Regions from separate parts of the Homo sapiens genome. Here region 1 is linked to region 2. Evidence: read pairs that join two places in POLR2A ChIA-PET (ENCODE). Cell type or tissue: CD4-positive, alpha-beta T cell. All regions are shown on one strand. Region 1 holds the start of CD79B (CD79b molecule). Region 2 holds the start of ERN1 (endoplasmic reticulum to nucleus signaling 1).

The links. ChIA-PET counts read pairs that join two places held together with the same protein. Peaks named below come from ENCODE experiments on the same cell type or tissue, not always from the same donor. Only the 100,000 strongest peaks of a DNase experiment are listed, where the experiment ranks them.
Region 1: POLR2A ChIA-PET joins it to region 2 with 10 read pairs; 11 of 35 experiments call an interaction of 5 or more read pairs at or near these places.

Annotation. Positions count from the first base shown.
Region 1 is chr17:63,929,470-63,934,469 of GRCh38, forward strand. It overlaps CD79B (CD79b molecule), which reads right to left and starts at 2,862. Exons shown (of 6, transcript NM_000626.4): 1 at 2,726-2,862; 2 at 1,866-1,916; 3 at 605-916; 4 at 301-419; 5 at 1-6. The coding sequence starts at 2,792. RefSeq lists a silencer at 1,712-1,781 and enhancers at 2,479-2,868, 2,842-3,512, 3,369-3,478, 3,489-3,538, 4,112-5,000 and 2 more. In CD4-positive, alpha-beta T cell, no CTCF peak of the experiment used is centred here; DNase peaks (open chromatin) are centred at 1,952, 2,772 and 2,912; H3K4me3 peaks cover 1,950 bases; H3K27ac peaks cover 2,529 bases.
Region 2 is chr17:64,127,325-64,132,324 of GRCh38, forward strand. It overlaps ERN1 (endoplasmic reticulum to nucleus signaling 1), which reads right to left and starts at 2,820. Exons shown (of 22, transcript NM_001433.5): 1 at 2,652-2,820. The coding sequence starts at 2,705. RefSeq lists silencers at 2,331-2,780, 2,871-3,000 and enhancers at 3,421-3,620, 3,671-3,720, 4,625-4,684. In CD4-positive, alpha-beta T cell, a CTCF peak has its summit at 3,616; DNase peaks (open chromatin) are centred at 2,137, 2,907 and 3,507; H3K4me3 peaks cover 3,730 bases; H3K27ac peaks cover 1,187 bases.

The DNA of each region.
Region 1 (5,000 bases), 200 kb before region 2:
GTCATCCTGGGGGCGGAGAGGGATGGAGATCAGAGTGTTAGTGTCCCCCAGCCCCATCCCCTGCTGGGCCAGGCTGGGGAGGGCCAGGGAGAGGGGTGAGGGGTCAGGAGTGAGGTGCATTCTGCAAGAACAGCTGAATGAAGGAAGGAAGGAAGGAATGATTGAATTGGTGAGCCAGTGGGGACAGGCTGGACCAAGAAGGCCACAACGAGAGCTGGGGAGATGGAGACCCTGCATATGCCTGGCCTATGCGGTGGCCTCCTCTGCGGTCCCCCAAGGCTTCCCCCGTCCCCTGATCACCTTGTCCAGCAGCAGGAAGATAGGCACGATGATGAAGAGGATGATCAGCAGCGTCTGGATCATGATGATACCATCCTTCAGCGTGTTCCTCTGCTTCAGCTGTGCCAAGGTGCTGAATCCTGCGGGGACAGGGGTGGGGTTGTGAGCCTGGGCCACAGTCCACCTTTTAGGCCTACAAGGGCAGCTCCCTCAGGTCCCAGTGGCTCTCCTGAGTGCTCTAGGGCCATGACCATCACCACAAGAGGCAGGCCGGGCTAGGGTGGGGCGGACAGCTACAGGAGCGTCCCAGCCACCTGGCACACACCCATGACTCGCAGCTCTGTGCCGCAGCCCTGGTAGACCTCCGAGGTGTTGTTGCACTTCTGCTGACAGAAGTAGATGCCATTGTCCTCAAACCGGATGCCTTGGATGGTGAGGGTGGCGAGAGATTCGTTCTGGGACTCTTCCATGCGGCCCTTTTCCAGCTTCAGCTGCTGGGGATTCTCGTCCATCTCCTGCTTCCAGAGCCAGCTCACATTGCCGGAGGCGCTGTTCATGTAGCAGTGCATTTTCACCGTGAAGCCCCGTTTCCTGGCTATGAAACGTGGGCTCTGCCAGATCCGCGAACAAGCACTACCTGTGGGTGCCAAGGCCAGGCTCAGCATTCCGCTTGGCATCTTCCTGAGTGCCAGCCCCAGCAGCAGGCCCCTGCCCTGGCTGGCACAGACTCCCTGGGCTTAGTCCTTGCTTCTCAGGGTGTGGGACAGGCAGGAGGCTGAGGTTGGAGTTGGGAAGCAGAGCCACGTGAGAGGCTGAGCCACATGAGAAGCCACGGCCAAGCTCTCAGACTCCACCTCTTCCCGACTGCCCCACCTCCCCTTCGATTTTCCTTTGGAAGAGCCCTGGGACCTTGCCATTCCTTCCTATGCCCATTACAACAGCCTGACCCAGGCCACACCCCCAGGACCTGGAGGCCCACAGGCCTGGCCCCTCCTTTCACTGGGCTGCCCTGCACAGGCTTGAAATCCTCAGTCTCCCCCGTTCCTCCAGGGATAAAGGCCAAATTCCTAGTCTGTCAACTGAGACCTTCCTCAGTCGACCCCCTCCCTGCATGACTTCCCTCTATCATCCCCCTCTTCCCTCCTGCAGGGACTGGGTCCACTTCTTGTTCCAGAACCCTCTTTCCAGCTTCGACTGCCTTGTTCTTAGTGAGCACTGCCCGGGAATCCCTGAGCCCCTCACATAGTGACCCTGCACTGGAGGGCTCACCCGAGACTCAGCCAGATTCCCAGCTAGACAGGCCCGGGCCTGAGTCCTAGAGGAACCCCCAGGCTCCCTTGCTATGACCCAGAGTTTAGCCCAGCCCTTCAGTGGCCAAGGCTGGAGGGCATGTGTCTGATGAGGATGACAGTGGGCTGGGGGTGGGGCTCAGAGGAGATCCTAAGGAGGCCTGGGGATGGGAATCCTGGATGGGGAGATCAGGCAAGGGTGGGAAGGCGGACCGCCCCCAGGACAGGGACCATAGTCGGACACAGGACATAGTCGCACACAACTTGCCCTCAGAAGCGGCAGGCGAGGCTACTGACCTTTGGGATTCCGGTACCGGTCCTCCGATCTGGCTGCTGGTACTGGCTCAGCTGCTGGGTGGGAGGAAGTGGGCGGGGCCAGTCAGGGCCTCCTCTGGCCTGGGCTGCCCCACCCCTGCATGCCCTCTATGTTCCCGGAGCTACTTCCTCCTTCCATGACAGCAGCTTCAAGACCCCTCGGTCCTCCCTGCCCCCAGTACTTGGGAGACAGATATGGGGTGGGGGTACCGGAAGCCCTGCCCCCAGCCCCCTTTCTGCCTTTGACCCTCATGGTGGCTTTGAGCAGGCATCTGAATGAGACAGGAGGGACAGGGAAATCTCAGTATTTTGAGAGGCCAAGACAGGAGGATCGCTTGGGTCCAGGAGTTTGAGACCAGCCTGGGCAACATAGGGACACCCTGTCTCTCTTTTTTTTTTTTTTTTTAAAGAGAGACAGGAAGAAAGTCACAGCCCGGAGGATCTTTCACCTCCCAGAGGAGGGGACCACATTTGGATCTTGCATCTTCCAGGGTCCGGTTGGGACAGCCTCTCCCCTCCCGACCCCCAGGCACCGCCCTCAGCCTCTCTTCCTCCTGAGCCTAGTTCTTCCACGGTCCTGGTTGCTAACTCTGGTTTGCTCCTCATGCCCAGCTCAGCCTGATGCTCTCCAGGCAGGAGAGGAACTGGGGCCACAGGCTCCTGAGCCCATCACCACGTGCAGCTGACACCCACAGACCCAGGCCCCAGGGCCATGAGAGGGAGACAGGCGGTAAAGAGTGAGAGACAGAGGAGGAGGGTGGAGCAAGCAGGAGGCAGAGCCGCAGGGCCCAGACAGCTGGAGATGAGAGCAAACCCCACAGGCCTCGTCGTGGGTTCTGTACCTGAGAGCAGCAGCAGCAACGCCACCATCCAGTGGCTGGGCACAGGAGACAACGCCAGCCTGGCCATGGTCACCGCTCTGTCCCCGACCCCAAACCCGTGACAACGTCCGAGGCTCCTTGGAGGAAAACGTGTAACTGCACCGGCTGCAGCCTGTCCCCTCCCCGCCTCTTCCTCACCAGGCCCCTTCCTGCCATGCAAATTGGGACCCAGGGGAGGCACCAGCTCTCCGGGGACCCTGGGGGAGGGCAGGCTTTTGTCAGCTGGGCCGCTAAGGTTTGGCGGTCGCCCAGCTTGGGCAGCACAGCTGGGGTCCTCTGTGGATGCCTCTGGGGGGCCTCTCAGTCTTCTGGGGGAAGCCTGTGCTCCCCTCTGTCTGTGCTTACCCCACCGGTGGTCATCCCCTGGGCCAGCCAGCCTCCCCTCTGCCGTCTGCCAACTCCCCGAAGGGCCGAGCCCGGCAAGTCTCTATTCCTGGGCCGTGAGCGAAATAGGCACCTGTCCTATGAATGAACCTGAACTTAGCTCCTCTGTCCTGAACTATTCCTCACCCAGCGGGAAGAGGAGCACTGAAGAAGGACAGGGCAGCCACAGACCCAGGTCAGGCATCTGGAGGGGCCCAGAGCAGAGCCTCTTGGCTGGAGTGCAGGCAGCCATGTTGGAAGTTGACCCTGTGGAGGATGGGAGCCACAGAGGTTCTGGAGCAAGAGCAGGTCAAGTGTGGCAGCCACTGGGAGAAGATTCAGTCCAGGTCTTGGTGAGAGGCCTCCCTTCCTCATGCTGTGAAAGAGTATGTAGGGGCTGCCAAACAGGGTGGATGTAGGTGGAGACAGCTTTGCGAAAATCCACCACGCAGCCACTGGGGGCTTCTTCAGGGAGTTCTTAACTGTGGGACTCTGAGTGCGTTGAATTGTTGTCTGCAGGTCCAGGGGGTCTTGGGCAGGGAACAGGAGCTGGTGTGGGGGAGCCCTCAGGTCCTCCAGCTGTATCCTGCCTGTCCTCAGAGTGCTGGATGGAGCCACAGTGCTCAGGAACTGATATAAACTCACCTTTGCGCCCCTGCCCCTGGGTCCAATGCAGCCCCTTCAGAGATGCCCTTGTGCAGGGCACAACATGCACAAGTGTACACAGCATGCTTGCAGACCTCAGCCCTGCAGCTGAGCCCTCTGAATTTTATGTTTCCTGGCAGCTTCTTTTTTGTCTCTCATCCTCGACCCCCAGGAGAGGAAGAGATGCTAAATCGTCGGTGCCCTCTGTCCACCTCTCACTCTCCTCACAACCCTCCGTTTTCCAGTCTGTGCTGGGGCAGGTCTGTCTGGATTTAGGGAGAAGCAGAACCACCTCCCATGCCATGGTTGGAAGGCAGAGGGTCTGGGTGGTCCCTCTTTAGATCTTGGCCTAGGCCTCGGACCTGATAAGGTGGGGGCCACTCTCAAGGGGTGCAGGCCAGGACCTGAGCCACGGAAGTCAGGGGCAGGAGGGTTAAGGTTTCATCCGAGGAACAGCCCGTTCCGGGCAGCCCCAGATGTTCTTTCTTGTTTCCAGATGTTCCAAATGAAAAAACATTTCTCTGAAAAGCTGTCAGATGTTCAGTTCATGGAATAAACAGCTCAGAAATATAAACATCACCTGAGGTCAGCTTGAGGCCCATGGGCCCGCATGCTGGTGAGGGTGGCTGGAGAGAGACTGACCCGGGGGGAGTGGGGCAAAATCTGGGAGTCTCATGGTTTAGGAAATACTCTTCCTGAGCCCCTAACGACAGAGTCCTTCATTAACTTTGGGGCTAGTGTCTCCCCAAAGTTGGGGGGTATAACTGGGAAAGGCTTGGGGCACACGTGTTTGTGGGGGGTGTGTGTGTGTGTGTATGTGCATGCTCACACAGGTGTGTTGCCTGGACCCTGTGGTGTGGGGCCTACTCTGGAGCTGGTCCTAGGGCTCAGCGGACTGTAGGGGGCACGGAGGTTGGTGGGGGGCAGTTGGCACCCATCCTCAGGTGACAGGTGCGCTAAAATCTCAGAAATCACCACTAAAGAACTTATCCAGGTAACCAAAAAAACTACCTGTACCCCAGAAAATATTGAAATAAAAAATTTAAAAAAACAAGTGAGAAGCAGCTCCCACTCCAGGGAGGGAAGACACACACATCCCGTGGACAAGGATGCAGATGTGGCCTTTGGGCTTCATTCCCATTCATGCCGGGCAGGGATCTGTTTTCAGGAGGGGCGGAGGCAGCGGGGGCCCCACCGCCTGCAGGGTTATTTGTCACATTTTGAGCCG
Region 2 (5,000 bases):
GATGGCTTAGAGTAAAAAGCATCTTTGGAGCATAAAGAGAATTTACATTTATTATCTATTAAGCACGTGTGAAGGTGGTGCCTTCTTTCACATGTTAGCTGTCCCCATTTCACCTATCAGGAAGGAGTCTCTAAGAAGTAAAATCATGGCCGGGTGCGGTGGCTCATGCCTGTAATCCCAGCATTTTGGAAGGCCAAGGTGGGTGGATCACTTGAGGTCAGGAGTTCGAGACCAACCTGGCCAACATGGTGAAACCACGTCTCTACTAAAAATACAAAAATTAGCCGGGTGTAGTGGTGGGCTCCTGTAATCCCAGCTACTCGGGAGGCTGAGGCAGGAGAATCGCTTGAACCCGGGAGGCGGAGGTTGCAGTGAGCTGAGACCACACCATTGCACTCCAGCCTGGGCAACAAGAGCGAAGAAACTCCATATCAAAAAAAAAAAAAAAAAGAAGTAGTAGTAGTAGTAGTAAAAGAATATGCCTAGGGCACAGCTAGCAAGTGACCAGTTAGAACTCAGGTTTGTCTGATTTTATACCCACTGCGTTCTGCACATCACTGTTGCCTGGTTTAACTGCAAACTTTGCTATGAGTTTCATTTACAATTTTAAAATAATAATTCTTACTATGTTTGGGGGTAAAAACCCTTGGGAGAAAATTCTAGGAGTGAAATTCTGACCTTTCTTTTTTTTTTTTGAGACAGAGTCTTGCTCTGTCACCCAGGCTGGAGCACAGTGACTCCATCTCTGCAACCTCTGCCTCCCAGGTTCGGGTGATTCTCCTGCCTCAGCCTCCCCAGTAGCTGGGATTACAGGCCTGCGCTACCACGCCCGGCTAATTTTTTTTTTTTTTTTTTTTTGTATGTTTAGTAGAGACAAGGTTTCACCATGTTGGCCAGGCTGGTCTCAAACTCCTGACCTCAAGTGATCCACCCACCTCAGCCTCCCAAAGTGCTGGGATTACAGGCATGAGCCACCGGGCCCGGCCTGACCTTTCACCTAAATATAGTTACGCTAAACTATAACCTTTTGATAAGGGTCTGGAATATTTTATCATGAACTCTGAGAAGTTTGGATTTCTAAATACAAATTGGAAATATTTACACGAACTGAAACTATAGTTCCAACTACAGCTAAATCGTTATTTTTGGCTCTTTAGCCTAAGTTATTCAATAACCAAACACTAGAATCCAGTGACAAAGTAGCAAAAGGAAAGATGTGGCAAAGGAAACCATTATACACCTATCCCTTGACGTTATGAAATGATCGAATTCATGTCAAACATTTGGTCATTCTGCTTATACCTTCGTTTGTGAACAGATGCCAGGCAGTAGTTACCAATCCAAGGTGAGGTGCTCAAGTTCAAAACCTGACCTTAGTTGTAAAAGTGGGGTTTTTATTTGAAAGAAAAACTTAACTTCCACAAGTTCTATTATAAAGAGTCTACAAATTTTCCTTTATTTAAAAAAAAAAACCCTGAATTTGAAAAAGGCAACCTTATTTATTTACTTCTCCTGTTTCCAAATTCTTGTTACTCCAAGAGTACAGACAGTTATTTACCTAAAATGCAAAACCTCCAAAGAGTTCACACGGTGGCTGGCACTCAGGCACACACATGTCAGTGCTCTACTGGGACACCTGGTACATGATATCCCTATTAAAGAGTACACAGTACCTTTAAAGAGGTCATTAAACAGAACACGGACAAATTTGCCACGCTCACATCCTGAACAATACATTTTGTGAAAAACATTCGCTAATTTAGGTTCTTCCAACCAGAAGAAAAAAAAAAGCCAAGTCTCCCACAAAGTGCCCCCAAATCCACAGCTGAGTGAAGGTCATAAAGAGTTAAATGAATGTAAACCAGGCCCTATCATTCGTCTCCTCCAGAAAAAGATGAAAAGACATTTCTGATGGCCCCAGGTGCTCTCCCACGAGGAGACAGTCTTTCATTTGAGGTTCTGAAGCGGCCTCACCTCGAACCCATGCGGGATCTTCCAAGAGTGCAATTCCCACAGCTCCACTTGCTCAAGGAAGTCTCGGTGCACAGAAGGAAGCCTGCAGCCTCCCAGTACCAAGAAACCGGCAGGGCAAGTGGCAGAAGCCAGCTCTCGGGTGAGAGTCCTTACTCCCTGTTGCATTCGTTCCCCAAAGTTTTCGAATTTTTAAAAAGTTCAAACAAGGATTCGAAGCGCAGGACAGACCCTTCCCCTGGATCCCAACGCCCTTTCGGCTCCTCCGCGGCCCCCGCCAGGCAGCGCCGGCGCCCGCCCGCGAGGAGGAGGGTCCCGCAGGTGGGCGGCCTCCTCAGGCCGGGGCCTTCTGGGACCCCCAAGTGCCGTGCAGGACGCCACGAAGTTGCGCCCGAGCCCGCGGGGTCCGGGGAGCCGCTGCCCGTGACAGCCGCGCTGGCTTGGGAGGCTCTTCGGGCGGCCGACGCCTCGGTGGGGCCGCGACTCCCGTCAGGGAAGCTCTCCCGGCCCGGTGCCGCCTCCTACGCCCGGCCCGAGCCTCCCACGGCTGGGCTCACGGGGCATCTGGCCGCCGCCGTCGCGCTCCCAGCTCGGACTCCAGCCCCGGCGCCGCGACGCTGCCCCGGCCCCGACCCGGCCGTCGCGAGCTGTCCTCCACCCCACGCTCCCCGGTCACTCACCCCGAGGCCGGGCAGCAGCAGCGTCAGCAGCAGCAGCAGCCGCCGGGCCGGCATGGCGAGGACTCGGCCCTGGCTCCGGGGGCGGTACGGACAGAGGACGGGGCGGGGGCGCCGCGACGACAGCGAGGCGGTGACCGAGCCTCAGCGGACGCAGAACTGACTAGGCAGCGGCGGCACCCCCATTCCCGGCCCTATAAGCGCTGGGTGCCGCGGCTTCTTCCGGTCGGGGCGGAGTTGCGGGCGGGGACGGGGCGGGGCCAATCTAGGGGCGTGTTCGGGGCGGAGATGGGGGCGGGCCGAGGGCGTGCCCCGGGCGGGGATGTGGGAGGGGCTGGCTCGGGGCGGGGCCGAAGGCGGTGCTGGCATCTGGCTGGCTTCGCTCATGAGGCGTCGGCGGCTGTAAAGGACCAGGCCTCGGCATCCAGCGTCTGGGGGCGCTGGGGGATCGAGGCGCGAAGCTTGTCTGTGGCTGGGAAAGACCGGCAATGCCCCACCAGGCCGTCCCATTAACCCTGCCGAGGGACCTGCCGCGTCAGACTTCATCGGGGAAAAGGGCGGGACACGGGCGGTCCCGGGTGCCTAGAAGCCTCCTTTTCGTCTTTCCGCCGTGGTGGAATCATCCGCAAGGTTTACCGAGGCGACCTCCGGAGCGAAGGTTTCAGCAGCTACCGGAGGCTTCCAGCAAACACGGCGCAGCTGCCCCGCGCGGCAGTCGCAGTGTTCACAGCCCTAGGGTTCTCCAGCTGTGCCTCGTCTTCTCTGGGGCCCCTTTCTTCCTTTTCCTTGCCCTCAGGAATTCCCCTCAAGTCATATCCACCAGCCATCACTTCCGCTTGGAATGAACCACGGCCAAGTCACTCACCAAAAATTATAAGGAGGAAACCATTTCGGCCACTTGTGTCACGTGCGTTGATGTGACACGTGTGGATGTGAAGTTTGAGATGGTCTGCGTCACAACTCGTTGGAGGGAGTGGGTGGGTTGAGGCCTCCTGCAAGGTCTATGTGAGGGTGTGGAGTACTAATTAGAGTTAAAGAGCTCGGCAGCTGTTTGGTCACTGGCACTGGCCTCCACTGAGAGGGACATGGGTAGGGAGGACACGTCTTTTGCAAGGAAAGACAGTAAACTGAGATTTGGAGCCCAGGGAAAGGTATCTAACTTATCCTAGGAGAAAAAGAAAACGGCTATGAAATTCTCTAATTTTTCCTGACTTGCTTATATGAGAGCCTAAGATTTTTCAGGTTTGAAGGAAAAGAATAAGCACTCCTAGACAAAACAACAAAGTAGTAGTGGGGGACTGGCCAAATGTCCAGTCTGTGTGCATTGTGGTCAATCTTATCCAACTAAAACAGACCAAAATGACAGTAAGCCCAAATCCTGCAAATAGAGCTCCCCATTCCTAACCCCCTAGGCCTGGATTACAGTGAAGGGACTAAGTCCTACCGCATGCTGGAGACTCCAACACATCTCTGTAAGAGTGGGAAGAATCTTGGCAACTGTGAAAACAGTAGAGACATTTTGAAAAGTGTTACCTGAATGTCTAAATGCAAACAGAGGTTTGGGATTGGCAGAGAGATGTACTGAGAGGCCCAGCACTCCTGAGCAGTATAGCCGGGCTTCCAGGGAGGCCTACAGCCCTGAAACTGGGAGGAGCTCTTTATTTCTTGACCTTTTATCTTTTCTTTTTAGAGATGAGGTCTCACGGTGTTGCCCAGGCTGCTCTCAAACTCCTGGGCTCAAGAGATCCTCCCCAGTAGCTGGGACTTCAGGTGTGCCCCACGACACCTGGCTTGGGAGGACCTCTTTAGTGATTACCTGTCCAGTTTGCCAGCTGACAACAGCATCTGTTAGACCCTGTATACTTGACTTAAAAGAGAAGCTTGACTGAAAAATGTCACTTTCACATCCCCCCCTCTGGTGCTTTTTCTCAAACAGAGTAAGTCTAGGAGGGGAAAATTTGCTGTACTGGAACTCTGGCAGCCCTTTTACAATTCAAAATGTCACTGTGACCCTGTAACATCAGCAGATGAAACACAAAGGGGAATGCTGACCTCAATTTCACTCATAAATCAGTTTTAAAGATCGTAGAAAGAAAAAAAATCTGTTCCAAGAAGCCTGGACAGTTAGGTATTATTTATCTTACACTCAGTTGGACCAAATCCCCAGGGCTTAATTGCACTGTTACATGTTCTCTGAATTTCTTTCTTTTTTTTTTTTTTTTGAGACAGAGTTTCACTCTTTTGCCCAGGCTAGAGTGCAGTGGCACGATCGTGGCTCACTGCAACCTCTGCCTTTTCGGTTTCAAGCGATTCTCCTGCCTGAGACTCCCGAGTAGCTGGGATTACAGGTGC